6 separate regions of the Homo sapiens genome follow, and all the other regions are linked to region 2. The links are chromatin contacts, found by Hi-C or POLR2A ChIA-PET in ENCODE. All regions are on one chromosome and are shown on one strand. The core of a region is the stretch at or near the end of the contact, and the rest is flanking DNA. Distances in the headings are between cores, read along the strand shown. Region 1 holds the start of SLC9B1 (solute carrier family 9 member B1). Region 2 holds the start of SMARCAD1-DT (SMARCAD1 divergent transcript). Region 3 holds the start of CENPE (centromere protein E). Region 4 holds the start of NUDT9 (nudix hydrolase 9). Region 5 holds the start of KLHL8 (kelch like family member 8). Region 6 holds the start of PPP3CA (protein phosphatase 3 catalytic subunit alpha).

Region 1 (2,700 bases), core at 167-2,666, 8.8 Mb before region 2:
CCCATTATCTTTAGGGATCTACCTGCTTTTCCTGTGAGTACAAAACATTTCCTTTTCATGAGTACAAAACATTTCCTTAACCCTATAATCATGAAACCCTGTCTACTCTCCTGAAACGAGGAAGAAAAATAAATCCTTGCTGAGATGTCTATAACACGTTGAAGGAGGGAAGGTGTTAAAAACAATAAAAAGGGCAGGGCTGTGGTGGCTCACGCTTGTAATCCCAGTACTGTGGGAAGCCAAGACGGGCAGATCACTTAAGTCCAGGAGTTCAAGTCCTCCTGGGCAATATGTGAAACTCCTCTCTACTAAAAATACAAAAATTAGCCGGGGGTAGTGGTGCCCACCTGTAGTCCCAGCTACTCAGGAGGCAGGAGGATCGCTTGAACCAAGGAGGAGGAGGCTGCAGGGAGCCTAGATCGCACTGCACTCCAGCCGGGGTAATAGAGTGAGACCCTGTCTCAACAACGTCAACAAAACCAATAAAAAGATAATTTCGTATTTAAGTTACCCAAGAAGGAACGGTAATTTGGATCAGATCTTAGATGATGACTAAGAAAAAGAACACTCCGGTAGAGGAATTAACTTTACAGAACGCACTGAGGCAAAAAGGAATACAGTGTTCAAGAGTAAACATTGAGTGTCAGGAGAAACATTAGATAGGAAAGGGCAGTTTGTCTTTCTAAGAAGTTTACACTTTCTCCAATAACAGTTGTTTTTGTCTTTTATAGGAAGCGCGGATTCTATTACTGGAAACTTTGGGACTGAAAGGCCAAAGCTTCTGGGCCCACCATCAACGCAGCTCCGCTTTCATTTCTTTCACATACAACTTTCCACATAAGATTTCATGCGGAAAAAAAAAAAAAACTCACAAAGGTTTTATACTGATAACAGTATATTAAGTGTTTACTTTGTACACAGCGTCTTTGTTCCAGACACTTGCCATGTCTCATTTATTCTCACACCACCACCACAGCGTCCTTTACAGATGAGAAGACAACCTCAGGGAGACGATGTATTTGCCTAGGTCCCATAGCTAGCAAGTGACAGCGCTGCAGTTTAAGCTCAGGCCGTCTTGGGGAGAGACCGTGCTCTTCTACCATTGCACTTTAAGCTGACTTTAGGGGAAACACAATCTGAGTTTTGACAAGTTTACTTCTGGCACATGCAGTCCCGAGCACTGCTTTTTGGCTAAAATGCCCAGTGATGTCAACTCTGTCCCTGGATTTCTACAACCCGATGAGTCAATATTCAGAAGAGACGTCGAAAGGAAAGGGTTCAATAGACAGAAAACACACCAGACAGTCCCAGAAACCCCAGAACCCTCGCCTCTGCCGGCGCGGACAGCCAAGACGTCACTTAAACGCGCTGCCGCCTCCTCGCCCCGCCCCGCCCCTGCGCGGAAGTCTATCCGGGCTTTCGCGTCACCACCCTGCCCACCTGGGTGGCGCGTGGCTTACGCAACGGTCACTGGGCTCCTGGGCCGCTCCCGGGCCAGCGAGGGCTGCGAAAGAAGTTGTAGGTACGGCCCATTTTTCTTAACGCCGCCCTTCCAAGCCCTTTGGCGCTAGTCCCGGGTCTGCCGCGATCGTTTCCTTGCGGTAGGCCGCAGGAGGGCCTTTCCTCCCCCTCAGTTCAATGGGATTCTTGGGCTCTTCTCCCAGACGCTGAGGGAACAGCCACAGACATTGTCTCTCCTCTCCGTGACTCCTTTCCTTACTCCGTCATCCCACATCTCTCTTGTTTGTTCTCTTTTCCTCCTGTTTTTCTTATTTTACAAATACTCGCCAGTAAGAAAGAAGAGATCTGTCAGTTAAGATTGACCTCAAAATTAATTTTATTAAGCGTGTACTATTTTACAAACGGTGGATCCCTGCAAATAAACCTTCACATACATGCTCCTGCGACTGGAGATTCTGGGATTGGTTGCCGATCCTGAGAAAGCTCTCTTCCCCCACCCACCCACATCCACGCCCCTTAATCCTGTTTACTCCTCTTGGCTTTAACCCAGGGGACAAGCACTTCCAGCAGTCCCCAACCTTTTTGGCACCAGGGATCAGTTTCATGGAAGACAGTTTGGGGTGGGGGGCAAGATGGGATGACACTCTTCTATCTCAGATCATCAGGCATTAGATTCTCTTGAGAAGGCGCAATTTAGATCCCTCACATGCGCAGTTCATAATCAGGTCTGTGCTCCTATGAGAATCTAATGCCTTTGCTCATCTGACAGGAGCTGGAGCTCAGGCATAATCCTCTAGCCCTGCTCACCTGCTGTGTGGCCTGTTCCTAATAGGCCACAAACCTGTACCTGTCTGCTGCCCAGGGGTTGGGGATCCCTGCTTTAGACCAGTGCTTTTGAAGGAAAAAGGAAAGTTGCACACATACTGTGTCTGTCACATCAATCAGTAGTGTTACAAGAGCTCTTCACGGGACCATACCAGGTCCCTCACTCCCCCTCTATGGGTGTCCTAGAGCCTGTGAAATAACAGATTTGGTGATGTGGGGAGACAACTGGCCCAGGTGGCACTGAGGGAGGCCACACCCCACTCTCTGATTTTCCTTAGAGATAAATATAATTATGTGTGCAACAGAAGCATGAAAAATGACACTTATTATTGTCACCCCTAGAGAATTCATGCCCCAAATATTTTAGTCACTGTGTGCCTATGAAAAGGGCATTCATAGGTATTGTCCCCTGTG
Region 2 (2,700 bases), core at 155-2,654:
TCAATATTTTGAGGGAATACTGGAATGAATGAAAATGTCTGCCCAAATAGCCTCAAAGTTTATCATAGGACTGAATCACTGACATCGCTCTTCCAATAGCAACCGTTCTGACCTATGGATGCCCTAAATTCTAATTTCAACTTCCACCATGGGGCCATATTCGAAGAACTCATATAAAAGTGAGGCGACAATGGATGGATGCTCAGTTGAGGGTACATGGTGCTTATGGCAGTCCCAAAGCTGTATTTAAAAGGGCACACCGCAGGACAATGCATCAATATATATGACATCAAGAATAAAAATGAGAATCCCTTCTGCCTTTCATCTTTTAAAAACTGTCCTTGATGTTACATCAATTTTAACATTGTAACTCACCTGTTTTTTCAGTTATATCTGAATCAGGAGTGTTTGCCCTGCTAACTTCCCCTTCAGCATTCTCCTCTTCAGCACTAAGAGAAATTGGTGAAGAAGGGCCAGGCTGGGAAGGTTGAGGGGTTGCTTCGGGCGCTTCCTCAATCTTATTCCTTTTCTCAAAGCGAAAACGGTCCAGGTTGAAAAGATTCATATTGGTAGAAAGCACCACCTTGCAGGGATGGGGGCTTTAAATGAACTATCTGCAGGGGAAAAATAAAGAGAGGAAAAAAGGCCATGAAAACAATATACGATACAATGCCACAGCAGTTTATTCCCAAGGCAATAAAGGGCCCGCAAACATGCCAGTGGCTCAGGACTGTTATGGCTGCGCTTCATTGTTAGGCCGCAACAATTAGAAGGTGGACGGGGGTATCTTTTAAAATTTTCCATTGCTTTTCACTCCCCTTCGTCCGCCTCCCCCGCCCGCCCCTCCTTACTGAAACCACGAGCTGACCCTCATGCAACCTCCTCTTACCCAAGCACGCGCAGGCACGTTCCCCAGTATAACCCCCTAGCGGGCCTCGCGCCCGCCCACAAAGAGAAGCTCCCTGTGCTACCGTGCCCCCTGCCTCGAGAAAGGACCTGCCAGGGCCCGCGCCTCGACACTGCGGGGACACAAAGGGGCCAAAGAAGGGGAGCGGCGGAGGCCGTGCTGGCGGGCATCCGCCCGGAAGTTGACGCGGCGCGATCCCAGCTGAGAGGAAGCTGATAGGATTAAGAACACACAGGAAGGTTCAGAGGTGGAGTGCATGCTAAGGCATCTTTTTAACGTTCAATCGCTCGCTTGTTCTTTCTTCCCTCAGTACTTACGATCTTGTAGCCTCAGTGCTATGTAACAAAGGTTGAAAATAAAAAAAAAATTTCCTAGCGTGGGGCGACGGTAGCCGTGCCGGGACCTTCCAAAACACCACGGAGAAACCTTAAGAGCGCGTAATGATGACGCAACACGCAGCCTAGGCTTTTTCTTCCCAAACAACGCGCGAGCCGACAATGTCGAGGCGCGCGCTGTTGTCATGGTAATTCGTACCCGTCTCCGCCGGCTTGTAAGGGCCAGATTGTTCTGTACCTTTGTCCTGTTAAATTATCTAGAGAGTTATTAAATAGAACAATAGTAAATAGCATAATGACAAAAAATAACAATATATAATACAATTAGTATATATTGTATGTATTATAATCTGTAGTGTTTCACCTATAATATAATGTAGATAGCATAATAGTAATAATACTGTGCTAAGCTTTTTCAGTGTATAATCCCAATCCTTACAAGAAGCCTATGTTTACAAAGCAAAGAAACTGAGACCTGCAAATGTATAGGTAATTAGTGACGGATAAGAACCCCGGGATGCTGAGCTTCAAAGCATTTAAAGTAATTCCTCACTTTCGGCTTGATTGTTCTTAGAATGGAATTTGATTAATTAATTAATTTTTTAAAAATATTTTAATTTTTAATGTTTGCGGGTACATAGTAGGTGTACATATTTATAGGGTACATGAGATATTTTGATACAGGCATGCAATGTGTAATAATCATATCAGGGTAAGTGGGGTATCCATAACAAGCATTTATCCTTTGTGTTTCAAACAATCCAGTTATTTTAGTCATTTAAAAATGTACAATAAGCTGGGAGTGGTGGCTCACGCCTGTAATCCCAGCACTTTGGGGGGCTGAGGCAGGTGAATCACAAGGTCAGGAGTTTGAGACCAGCCTAGCCAACATGGTGAAACTCCGTCTCTGCTAAATATACAAAAAATTAGCCGGGCGTAGTGGCGGGCGCCTGTAATCTCAGCTAATCGGGAGGCTGAGGCAGGAGAATAGCTTGAACCTGGGATGCGGAGGTTGCAGTTAGCCGAGATCACTCCACTGCACTCCACCCTGGGCAACAAAGCAAGACTCTTGTCTCAAAAAAAAAAGTACAATAAATTGTTGTTGACTGTAGTCATGCTATTGTGCTATCAAATACTAGATCTTATTCATTCAAACTGTATTTTCGTACCCATTAACCATGCTCACCGACCACCGGGGTCCTCCCCCGCCCCACACTACCCTTCCCAGCCTCTGGTAGCCATCGTTCTACCGTTTCTCATACGTTCAATTGTTTTAATTTTTTAGCTCCCACAAATATAATAAATGAGAACATACCAAGTTTTTTTTCTGTGCCTGCCTTATTTCCTTTAATATAATGACCTCCAGTTCCATCCATGTTGCAAATGACAGGATCTCATTTTTTTTAATGGCGAAATAATACTCCACTGTGTATATGCACCACATTTTTCTTATTCATT
Region 3 (2,700 bases), core at 14-2,513, 9.0 Mb before region 2:
TAATCCCCCCACCACCCCGTCTCTACAAAAAAATTTAAAAATTATCTGGGCTTGTGATGTGCCTGTAATCCAAGCTACTCAGGAGGTTAAGGTGGGAACCCCACTTGGGCTGAGGCCAGGAGTTGAGCCTGCAGTGAGCTGTGTTCAGCCTACTGCACTCTAGCCTAGGTGACAAAGCAAGAACTCATGTTTATTTAAAAAAAAAAAAAAAAAAAAAAGAGAGAGAGAGAAGAAAGGGAAAATAAGCATTATTTTTGGGAAAAAATCACTGTATTTAGAATAGCTTTCCCTCTTAGTTAATAAAAGTAACAAACCAGGCCAGGAGCGGTGGCTCACGCCTTTAATCCCAGCACTTTTGGAGACCGAGGCAAGTGGATCACCTGAGGTCAGGACTTTGAGACCAGCCTTGCCAACATGGCGAAGCCCCGTCTCTACTAAAAATACAAAAATTACCTGGGCGTGGTGGCGGGCACCTTGTAATCCCAGCTACTGGGGAGGCTGAGGCAGGAGAATCACTTGAATGCAGGAGGTGGAGGCTGCAATGAGCAGAGATAAGCACCACTGCACTCCAGCCTGGGGTGACAGAGCGAGACTCCGTTTCCAAAAAAAAGAAGAAAAAAAAAGTATCAACCCATTACTCAATGAGTTTTTCAGTCCTCGGTATTTATTTTCCCTAATTCAACCTCTGAGGAAGCCACAGCTAATGGAAACGAGTTACAGAGAGAGAGAAACAGGAGAAAAGCCTAAACTCAGATTTTCTAAGGCGCACAACAGGCTTGTCACGTTTCTGGACTGGACAGCGAATTTCAACTCTTGCTGTTGAAAGTTTATTTTAAACTGTTGGTGCAGTTTCTTTAAAAGACGGCAATTCTGTTTGGGTAGTGAAAAATACATGTATCTCTACCTAGTTTCGTCTACAGGTTCCAAACTTTTTAAGGATGGGGTGGAGGATGACGTTCGCTAGCTTTTGGCAGATAATAGTATTCTGGTATTCCAGGACCACCACTCTCTGCCCACTCCTGGGAGCCCCTCCCTTCGGCCCTCTCCTCCGACTCTCTGCTGGGCCCTTTAAATCCCCTCTCCTGTTTAGCAGTGGTCACGCCGCCCGCCTTGCGTCCCCCGCGCTGCTCCGCACGTGGAATGGCCCATGACGTCACGAGGCCACGGCTCAATCAGATGCGGCGTTTGGGAAATTTTAAATTTAAAGGCGGGGCGGCCTGTGAGCCCTGAAGTGCCGGCCGCGGAGGGTCCTGGCCATTTTCCTGGGACCAGTTCAGCCTGATAGGATGGCGGAGGAAGGAGCCGTGGCCGTCTGCGTGCGAGTGCGGCCGCTGAACAGCAGGTAGGGGGGCCACACCACGGCCCGGTGCCCGCTGGGCCTGCGGCGCCGCCCTGAGCCGGAGGGGCGAGGCCTACGATGTTTCCAGGAGCCGCTGCTTCCCGGCTCTGCTGTCTAGTGACTCGGCTGCTGGCCATCGTTTCAGGGTCTGTAAAGTGACAGGGGAGGATCGGAGATCTAGAAGATACTTTCCAGCTGCGAGATTCACTTAAATTTAACTCAGTCTCGCTGACATACAGACCTTCCCTTCTGTGCTGCTCTGCCTTGCGGCATCTGCTCCTCCCTGCCCCATTCCCCGCCTAGAGAAGTCGTATGGGACCGTGCCTTCCTGGCCCTCATCACAGTTAGTCATTTTACACCTAACTGCTGTCTCCAGACCCTCTGAAGACAAGGGCTAGTCTGTCTTGTCACATTACATTCAATCGTCACTCAAGATCATTCTACAAATATTTATCAATTTTTTTTTAGTGACTTTGTACAACACAGACACTCCCGTCATTGCCCAGTGGCTCTTCCATTCTAATGGGACGAGACAGAAAGTAAAGTTGAAAATGTAGGATGTTAAGTGGTGATATGTAGGTAATAAGTGCTAGGGAGAAAAAGCAGGAAGAGGAATAAATGAAATCGGTTTGCTTCACTAGCTTCTGGCCCTCGACCCGAAATGCTAACACTTTGTGTGTGTGAGAAATTTTTATTGAACACGGGGTTTAATAAATGCAAATACCAAGATCAGGAATTTCCTATTTTTGAGGAGCTCATTATCTAATGCCTTAAACGGCTACATAAAGAAACCATTAGGATACCTTTTGACAAGTGTTATGATGGGCAGGTAGAGAATGTTTGCTAGAGGAGTTATTAGCCCATCAGAGACGAAAGCTTCCCGTGGGGTGAACTGGTGTCAGAAAAGTCTTGACGCTTTTCATGAGTGAAATAATCCCTATGTTACTTAATGGAAAGGGAAGTCAGAGTATTCCAGGCACAGAGAGGTTACATCTGTCATTTGGGGAAGACCTTCAGGTAGAGCTTAGGATGTATCTAGGAATTCAGAGGAAAATGGAAGAGAGAAATGACATGATCTAGGACTCGTGCCCTGCTGAGGATTTCATAAGTTTCCAAAAGGTTTTAAGAATTTTAAGCAAGACAGACATAATCAGAGTTGCATTTTGAATCCATCCCTTTGTTTACCAGTACTGGGGGAGAGGGTGAGAATGAAAGCCTTCACAAGAAAACACTTTTGAGGCGGCAGAAGGTCACTGAAGCTCCATTTAAGAGTTGAATCCTCAAAGATGGACTTTCTGTCATTCTCTTATGTTACTATCTTTCAAAATATTCTTTAGCAGGTGAAATCTTTTCAATTATTC
Region 4 (2,700 bases), core at 70-2,569, 6.8 Mb after region 2:
AGTCTACCCATCTGGTACCTGCTCACATGCCCTCAACTGAAACCTTCCTATCTAGGCAACCTGGTACAGAGCCAAAAGTCAATTAGCGACCCATGTACTGAAAACAAGACCTATTACTCATATTAATCAAAATATAGACAGATAACCAGTGCCCATCACATGTTCGAGAAAAAGCAACAGAAGGAAACAGGACCAAAAAGACACAGAACAATTGACCAACAGTAAGTAAATTATTTAGGAAATAGATTTTTCTAATTATCATCTTTGTAGATTCAAGACTTTTAATATCTATAAAATAAGAAAAGGCTGCTGCACCTAGGACCCTGTGTTTACTAACTCAAAGAATAAAAACTGGAGAAGGGAAGAACAGAAGGAGGCAGTGTAAGACACCATAAATCCCTAAATTTAACCACAATAGACAAATTATTAAAAAAAAGGAGGTAGATAGTAAATATAATATATTGTCCACCCTGGAAAGGGGACAGGGGGAATAGTGATTTTACTTTTCATTTTACATTTTCAAGTTGTTTTAACTATGTACATGTATTAATACTAATAATAATGTTTTAAGTATTAACCATAAAAAAATGGCACGGGACACCACCACCCCAAACAATTGCTATTTAAACTCTCTCGTGATACTAACAATGATTTACAGAGAATGGCAAATTTCAAAATCAGAAGTCAAGAAGGGTCCCTGCCACTCGTTTTCCTCAAAAGGCAGATAAAATATTTTAGAGCCTTTTTGAAAACTTGTATATGACTATAAAAACCCGAGAGGCAAAGCAAAGCCTACAGAATACGCCAGAAAAAAAAGCTGCTTCCCACCCCCAACTCAAGGTCTAGGGCAAAGGAGCCGGTAGTAGGAGGGTGGAATACCTGAACGCCTGGATGCCGCGGCAGCGCGAGGACCTGATAGTCACAGAGGCCAAGGCCAGAGAGAGAGACACCGCGGCTAAAGCCTTTCCCAGGAGGCGTCCCGCCATGAGCGCCCCGAGGGCGGCTTTGCGATGCTAGGTCGCTCTTAGTTGGTGCCTCCGCCTCCCCACACCCCACAGCTCCGAGTCCCGGCCGCGGGTATCTGATGGGCACTAGGACCTGTCTGCCGTTGGGTTCCCGAACGGGAGTAGCTGTGCCTATCTATAAATCACAGATCAAGAGCCCTCCCACGATAAGAGTCCACCGCTTTCCCCAGTGCATCGAGAAAAATCCAGACCAGCACGTGACGCCGAAGCCTCCAGCGCCAGCTGCCTGGGGAAACCGCGGCCACGAACCTCGTAACTTTCTCTCTGCGTAATGGCGCTTTACGGCCGCGCCGCAAAGCAAAGGTCGTGCGTTGCCGGCTTGGTAGCGCCTTCCTTCTCCGACTTCCCAGACTTCCCAGTCTGCGCAGGCTTACTTGGGGACGCAGGGAACTACCAAGAAAGTGTCAGAGGAAAGGAAAGGTGAAACAGACGAGGAACTGGAACGGGAATAAGTGGGAAAGAAGCCAAGGGGTTTGAGAGAGACTTGCTGCCCTGGGTTTTTGGTTTTTGTTTTTTGAGACAAGAGTCTGGCTCTGTCGCCCAGGCTGCAGTGCAGGGGCGCGATTTCAGCTCATTGCCGCCTCAACCTCCTGGGCTTAAGCGAGTCTCTTGTCTCAGCCCCCGACGTAGCTGGGACTACAGGCACACACCGCCATACCTGGCTAATTTTTGTATGTTTTGTAGCGACAGATTTTTGCCATGTTGCCCAGGCTGGTCTCCAACTCTCAAGCTCAAATAATCCAACTGTTTGGGCCTCCCACAGTGCTGAGGTTACAGGCCTCAGCCAACGCGCCTGGCCCTGCTCTGGTTTTTTTAGGGAGTAAGTTGTTGCGGAAGGACGCAGGTCTTAGCCATATTTTTGAATAATACTTCGTTATGGGAATGAAACCGCCTTTGCAAAATTATGACTGATTTGGGAGGCCGAGGCGGGATCACTTGCAGTCAGGAGTTCAAGACCAGCCTGGCCAACGTGGTGAAACCTCGTCTCTACTAAAAATACAAAAATTAGCTGGGCATGGTGGTAAACGCGCCTGTAGTCCCAGCTGCTCAGGAGGATGAAGCAGGAGAATCGCTTGAACCCGGGAGGTGGAGGTTGCAGTGAGCCAACGTCGCACCACTGCACTCCACCCTGGGCGACAAGAGTGAAACTACGTATCAAAAAAAAAAAGAAAAAACCTCTGCTCCCTGAATGCTCAGGGAGACTGATTTGAGTAATAATAGAACTCCGGTCTCACACAGCTGGCTCTGCATGAATTACTCTTTCTCTATTGCAATTCCCCTGTCTTGATGAATCAGCTCTGTCTAGGAAGCGGGAAAGGTGAACCCCTTGGGCGGTTACAGCAAGAGGAGATAGTCCAGAGACTCAGCCCTCGTATCTTGAAGGGTTTCTTGGTTTTTTGTTTTTGTTTTCTTAACCAAGTTGTCTGCTCCAATTGCTGGATTTCATTCACAAGGCTTTGCTAGGACCAGTTGTGGCCCTTGGAAACTCGTGGAGGAGAAAAGCTGTGAAAATAGGCACACATGCTGGAGGAGGAACAGAGGGCAACACACATAATACTGGATAATAAACTTGAGAGGCAAAAATTAAACAAACCGACAAACAAAGTTGGAAACCCAGACTGTCCAAAGCAGCTTGTAATCAGGCTTACTTCATTTATATTAGCTTATTGATGTG
Region 5 (2,700 bases), core at 140-2,639, 7.0 Mb after region 2:
GCTTCCTCAGTTCAGCGCGGCAAAGCACCATATTTTGGGGTATCGATTTCTGAGTCCCAACAATTTTTACATCACGTTCCAGACACATTTTATGACTTTTCTTCACTGCATACTTCTTTAAAACTCATCTTACTCTATTTTTCTAAAGGTATTTGCATTAAATGTGCAAAATACTAATGCTCTAAAGAGGAATATTTTGAAATATTAAGAATTATTTATATTTCAATGTAAAAAATGTGATTTTTTTTCTAGAAATAAAATTTCAAATTCAAATAGTTGCTTTGGGGTTTTTATAGAAGATGCATATATATATACAGATATATATATGTTCATTTCTATTAAAATCAATGTGCTAATGTTCATATGTGTTAATATTAATAAAGGTCCTAGGATTAAATTTATTCTGAAATAGACTCCTAGGATTGTGAAAGTTTGAGGTTAGTCTGGCAAAAGACACATTTAGGGGAATATCTTTCTTTAAAAAAAATTTTGTTTTTTTGCTGTCTCTTGATCTCCCGCCTCACACATTCCACTTTATTGACATTATAGAAAAATTAATTCATTTCAACAGCACTTTTACTTGCATTGCTTTTTTTTTTTTTTTTTTTTTTTTTAGACGGAGTCTTGCTCTGTCGCCAGGCTGGAGTGCAATGGCACAATCTCAGCTCACTGCAACCTCCGACTCCCGGGTTCAAGCAATTCTCCTGCCTCAGCCTTGCGAATAGCTGGGATTGGTGGCACGCACAACCACGCCCAGCTAATTTTTGTATTTTTAGTACAGACGGAGTTTCACCATGTTGGCCAGGATGGTCTCGACTCCTGACCTCGTGATGCGCCCGCCTCAGCCTCCCAAAGTGCTGGGATTACAGGCGTGAGCCACCGCGCATGGCCACTTGCACTGCTTTTTAGCAGCGAGCTCTCAGGTCAATCAACTGCTTCCTTAGGTTTACAAACTGTGGGTGTGTATTTATAAACACAGTTGTTTTGTATATCCTTTGTAGAGCACGTGGTGAAAGTGACACAGGAATAAATGCAAACCTTTTTTTCCCCTTCTTTTTTCAAAGACATAAATCCCAGGAACACTCACAACCGCAGAAGGGGATTTGATGGACATACAAAGAAACTAAATTTTGTACCGCCGCAGAAGTGAAGCATGGATAAGCTCAAAGGTATTTAGGCAGTGTTTTATTTCAAGATTTGTTATGGGGACCTCCGCCACGCCCTGGTCCGCCTTCACCAGGCCGGGCAACACTGCCCAGTCCCTGAGACCCGGCCGCCCACTAGGGAGCCGCGGGGGCGAGGCCGTGGGGGTGGCCTCGGGGAGGAGGTCCCGAGAACCACACTTCCCAGAGTGCCGTGCGCAGCCCCGCCCAGCCCGCCCCGCCCCCAGAGGCCGCGGCTCGCGGGGGCTGAGGCGAGAGGACGCCAAGCGCCCGCCGGGGCTCCGCGGGGCCGCGCAGGAGAGCGCGCGTCCGCCGGGTGCTCGCGCGGGGTTGGTGAGGTTCCGCTGAGGGCGGCCGGGGCTCTGGGAGCGTGGTAACGTGGCTGCAACCTTAGCGACATCAGGAAGAACAGGGTCGAGGATCGAGGTAACGGGACGCTCGTCTCCCCTCAGTCCCCTCGTCTCCCCTCAGTCCCCTCTTCCTTTGTGCGGTGCCGTCCGCTCGCGCCGAGCCCTCCCTCACCCCAGCCCCCAAGTCGCAACACCGTCCCGTCTTGGGTCTCCGGTGTGCGGAGGAAATTCGAGCCCTCGTGCACCAACCGAAACTCCACAGCTGAGAGGGCTTGGGGCCCGGACAGCAGGAGATCCAGCCCCTGAGCAACCTTCCACGGCTTTTGTCGCCCCCATTGGCGGGAGGAGCAGGGTTATGCTCCCGGCTCCCGTAGGGGAGCTCCAGCCTCTGGCTCTGTCAGCCTCCCCGGCAGCTCCTTGACTCCTTCCTCCCAGTCTTTCGAAGAGGGGCCCAGGCAGGTGCTTCGCGGGGTCCAGGAAGAGGGCAGGCGCGGTGCGGCTGGCGCGGGTTCGGGGCCCCGGGAGGGCGGCCGGACGCCCCCTGGAGCCGCGGCCTGCGGGGGCGGGGCGAGTGGGCCACCTCCGGGCCACGCCGCGCGGGGACGAGGCGAGGAAGGCACTGCCTGTCCCCACTCGGGGGGCTTGCTGGCCGCCCTGGAGGTGCCTTCCCGGGAGCGGCGGTGTAGACCTTGTGGAGAGTGCCTCCTGATGTGGAACCAGGAACCGCAGCCTCTTTCTAGACGCTCAGCCGCCCGGTGGAGTTGTTACCGCCACGATGACAGCTCTTTACGCCTTCCACTCCGTGCTGGGTTCAGTTGGCTTGCTGTTTTCTTCAGAGAGAGCGATTTGGCTACATAGCTTGAATTTTCTACGTGTCTCGTGCTTTACTGGACTTGCACTGTTTTTCCCTCTTGGCAGTGTTTAATCGGGTGACTTTTCATAGAAAACGTTCAGTATTTTCATCTGTGTTAATGGCATAACTTTCTTCTTGACTCTGCCCTAAGCTAATGTTACCAGTTTAGAGGGATACTTTGGGAAAAGGTCCTTAGAACCTGGGTTGACATAAGTATTTTATCTGCTGGTTGCACGTTTTTTCCTTTGCATTGTTTTTCTCCTATACAAGATGGTAATTGTTGGACTCTTGGTGTTCTTTATTCTCTCTCTAGAAGGAAATCCTCTTCGCGCAT
Region 6 (2,700 bases), core at 72-2,571, 7.1 Mb before region 2:
CCCCCCAAAAGCTCCAACCACGTTGCCAGTCCTTGGGTGCTGCAGTTGGTCGGGGAGAGGGGCTGTGTGGAGGTCACCTTCTGGTAGACGGAGACCCGCTTTTCAGACTCTGTGGCGCAGCAGGCGGGCCAGGAACATTTGGGCCACTATTGCTCTTAGCCCTGCCGCGCCTGACTTTCTCTCCTCTACTTTCCTTCCGACCGTAGGGACAAGTGTGGGGATCCGCTTTGGGCTCCAAGGCCCTGCCCGCACTGGCAGCACCAAGCGGGTGTAGAATGACTGGAAGGAGCAGGGAAGGAAGATGGGTGTCAACTGTCCCGGCCAGTGGCTGCGTGCATGTGTGTGTGAACAGGGAAAAGGCCACCCTCTCCCATGTTTCTCCCGTCTCCTCGGTTCTCCTCGGAGACCCGCAGGGCTGCCCGAGGTAGCTCCGAGTTGCCCTGGGTCGCTGGGGCTTGGTCCGCATCCTCCTCCGCTAGTCCGCTCCCGCGTTCCACAGCGCCCCGCCGCTCGGTGTGCACGCCTGGGTGGGACACAGTAACAGCCCCTAAGCCGCCAACGCAAAAGCAAAAACAACCGTACACCGCATCGCAGTCGTAGCTCTTCTCCGCAAGGTAAGTTGTTTATTCGTCGCCGTTTTGGCGATCCTCCCTGGACAGCTGCGGCAGCGACGGCAGCTGCGCCGCGGGCGCCGAGCTCCCAGCCTCTTCCTTCCTCCGCCCTCTCAGGGCTGCCTCTCACCCCCACCCTCTTCCCTCCTATCCCCGCCTTCTCTCTTCTTGCCCTCTTGTGGGCCACGCACACACCCGGAGACACCCTCTGCACTTGGCTACTCACACTGCGGCTTAACCCAGCCGACAAGGCACGCTTGCCAAAGAGGCGCGGGTGTGTGTGTGCGGGGTCCGCGTTCGGAGGCCAAAGGAGGGTGGCGTGGTAGAGCCCTTCTCCTCCTGGCCGCGACGCCTTGCCCACTCTCCTGCCCTAATCTCGGCCTGCCAGCAAAAGTGACACCTGAGCAGGGACTGGTCCGTAGAGGCGGCAGGCCCGCTGGTCCGGCAGCTGGAAGAAAACAGAGCAAGGGGCGGGGACAATGAGGAGGAGCGGGAGGCGGGACAAGCGGGGAGGCCGCCACCTGGCACTGAGTGATGCGCCCTCTAGCCAATGAACGCGAGGAACTCCGGCGTCGGGGCGGGAGGTCGGGGGCGGGCTCAGTGGGGAGGAGGAGGCTGCAGGCGCGCAAGAGGCGGGGGCCGGGAGGAGGAAGGGGAGGAGGCGGAGGCGGGCGCGGTGTTGGCGGCGGCGGCGGCGGCGGAGGGGGGTAGGTTGTGCCCGGGACTGTGTCTGCCGAGCTCGGCGGCTGTGCCTTGGTGAGTGGAGGAGCGGCGCGGGGAGGCAGAGGCGAGCGCGGGCGATCGCGGCGGCGGGACGTCTCCGGCGGCCGCGGCACCAGCGGCGGCGCTCTGTGTGGAGAAGCAGGGGCAGCGGCAGCAGCAACAGCGGCAGCGGCAGCAGCAGCGGCAGCAGCGGCGGCCGCCTCTCCGCCGCCGGGGACGCCAAGGTGCGGCTGGTGGCACTGACATCGGCGGCCCTGCCTCTCCTCCCTCGCCCCCGGCCTTCCCCATGTGATCGGTCTTAATCCTGGCCGTGTGTGCGCGCGTGGGGCTCCATTCCGCGGTGCTGGGTCTCCGTGCCGGGGTGGGTGCTCGTGTGTGCGCTTCTCCTCCCCATCCCCCTTCCCCCAAGAATAAAAGAAGAACCGGGAGGCGTGCTCAGAAAATAAATAAATAACCACCACACACGCGCAGCCCGGAGCGAGTCGGCGGGGCTGGCGGCAGCGGCGGAGGAGGAGTGAAGGCGGCGGCGGCGGAGGAGGGACGCGCGGAAAAGGCAGCAACTTTAAAGCCAGCTCAGAGCCTAGACCTCCAGCCGAGCGGTTTGCAGCGCGGCGGCGGCGGCGGCGGCGGCGGCGTTGAGTGTCTGGCCCGCCGGTCCGGTCGGGGTGTGCAGTCGGACGGACGAGCAGCGCGTCGCTGTCCTCCGGCAGCTGGAGATGTCCGAGCCCAAGGCAATTGATCCCAAGTTGTCGACGACCGACAGGGTGGTGAAAGGTAAGCGGAGCGCCGCGGTGGCCTGGGTGCACCGTGTGCCGCAGGCGCCAGGGCAGCTTGCCTCGCCTCGCCTTTCCTCCCCTCCCCCGCCCCAGGTTCTCCTCTGTCCGCTCCAGCCGCGGACCTTCTAGGATATTGTGCAACCCGCGAACCCCGCGAACCCCCCGCCCCCGCGGCGCCCTTCCCCCACGCGTCCCACCCAGCCTCACTTGGGGCATTTTTATTGACGGGGGCGTCAGTTGGCAAATGGCTGAGCCGCGGGGAGGTGGCGGCGGGGGTGGCGGTGGTGGGAGGGGGCGCCCGGGGGGTGGTTGCTGGTAGGGTGTAGCTGCTGTGACAGAAATAGGAAGTGGGTGGCTCTGCTCACAGGCTTGCATGGGATCGGGTTTATGGTTTTCTTCTGCAGAGGGAGGGGTGATTGATGGCTTTTTAAAAATTAATACGGCATTTTTATGTGGCCGTGGCTTTCCACCGACTGCCTCACTTGGGCAGGGTTGTCTTGGAGCTCCATTGCAGCAATTCCCTCCGCGCCCCCCTCCCCCTCCCCCTCCCCCTGGAAGGGCCTGCACAGGACTCGCGAGAGAGCGGGAGA

Evidence for each region. A loop is a pair of places that touch in the nucleus more often than their neighbours do. ChIA-PET counts read pairs that join two places held with the same protein, here RNA polymerase II (POLR2A). Pooled maps may share reads with other maps.
Region 1: a loop to region 2 is called in a pooled map, with 12 times the contacts of the local background. The contact joins the promoter of SLC9B1 here to the promoter of SMARCAD1-DT in region 2. A Hi-C loop is called at or near these places in 3 of 50 pooled maps.
Region 3: a loop to region 2 is called in a pooled map, with 4 times the contacts of the local background. The contact joins the promoter of CENPE here to the promoter of SMARCAD1-DT in region 2. A Hi-C loop is called at or near these places in 2 of 50 pooled maps.
Region 4: a loop to region 2 is called in a pooled map, with 18 times the contacts of the local background. The contact joins the promoter of NUDT9 here to the promoter of SMARCAD1-DT in region 2. A Hi-C loop is called at or near these places in 5 of 50 pooled maps.
Region 5: a loop to region 2 is called in a pooled map, with 24 times the contacts of the local background. The contact joins the promoter of KLHL8 here to the promoter of SMARCAD1-DT in region 2. A Hi-C loop is called at or near these places in 1 of 168 maps with a recorded cell type or tissue (CD8-positive, alpha-beta T cell) and 5 of 50 pooled maps. POLR2A ChIA-PET finds 5 or more read pairs at or near these places in 1 of 52 experiments (H1).
Region 6: a loop to region 2 is called in a pooled map, with 17 times the contacts of the local background. The contact joins the promoter of PPP3CA here to the promoter of SMARCAD1-DT in region 2. A Hi-C loop is called at or near these places in 6 of 50 pooled maps.

What each region holds. Positions count from the first base shown.
Region 1 is chr4:103,018,421-103,021,120 of GRCh38, reverse strand. It overlaps SLC9B1 (solute carrier family 9 member B1), which reads left to right and starts at 1,416. Exons shown (of 12, transcript NM_139173.4): 1 at 1,416-1,522. It also overlaps a transcript of SLC9B2 not described here. RefSeq lists an enhancer at 1,075-1,575.
Region 2 is chr4:94,206,260-94,208,959 of GRCh38, reverse strand. SMARCAD1-DT (SMARCAD1 divergent transcript) reads left to right here and starts at 1,404. Exons shown (of 9, transcript NR_125922.1): 1 at 1,404-1,430. SMARCAD1 (SNF2 related chromatin remodeling ATPase with DExD box 1) reads right to left here and starts at 1,095. Exons shown (of 24, transcript NM_020159.5): 1 at 890-1,095; 2 at 376-614. The coding sequence starts at 565. RefSeq lists enhancers at 515-1,018, 1,117-1,476.
Region 3 is chr4:103,196,906-103,199,605 of GRCh38, reverse strand. CENPE (centromere protein E) reads left to right here and starts at 1,263. Exons shown (of 49, transcript NM_001813.3): 1 at 1,263-1,342. The coding sequence starts at 1,287. RefSeq lists an enhancer at 847-1,401.
Region 4 is chr4:87,421,192-87,423,891 of GRCh38, reverse strand. NUDT9 (nudix hydrolase 9) reads right to left here and starts at 1,319. Exons shown (of 8, transcript NM_024047.5): 1 at 880-1,319. The coding sequence starts at 986. RefSeq lists enhancers at 497-1,431, 1,501-1,550.
Region 5 is chr4:87,219,307-87,222,006 of GRCh38, reverse strand. It overlaps KLHL8 (kelch like family member 8), which reads left to right and starts at 1,389. Exons shown (of 10, transcript NM_020803.5): 1 at 1,389-1,589. RefSeq lists silencers at 1,170-1,659, 2,000-2,269 and an enhancer at 1,775-2,387.
Region 6 is chr4:101,346,147-101,348,846 of GRCh38, reverse strand. PPP3CA (protein phosphatase 3 catalytic subunit alpha) reads left to right here and starts at 1,321. Exons shown (of 14, transcript NM_000944.5): 1 at 1,321-2,108. The coding sequence starts at 2,051. PPP3CA-DT (PPP3CA divergent transcript) reads right to left here and starts at 1,070. Exons shown (of 2, transcript NR_033874.1): 1 at 838-1,070; 2 at 1-523. RefSeq lists silencers at 1,086-1,695, 2,166-2,525, 2,546-2,700.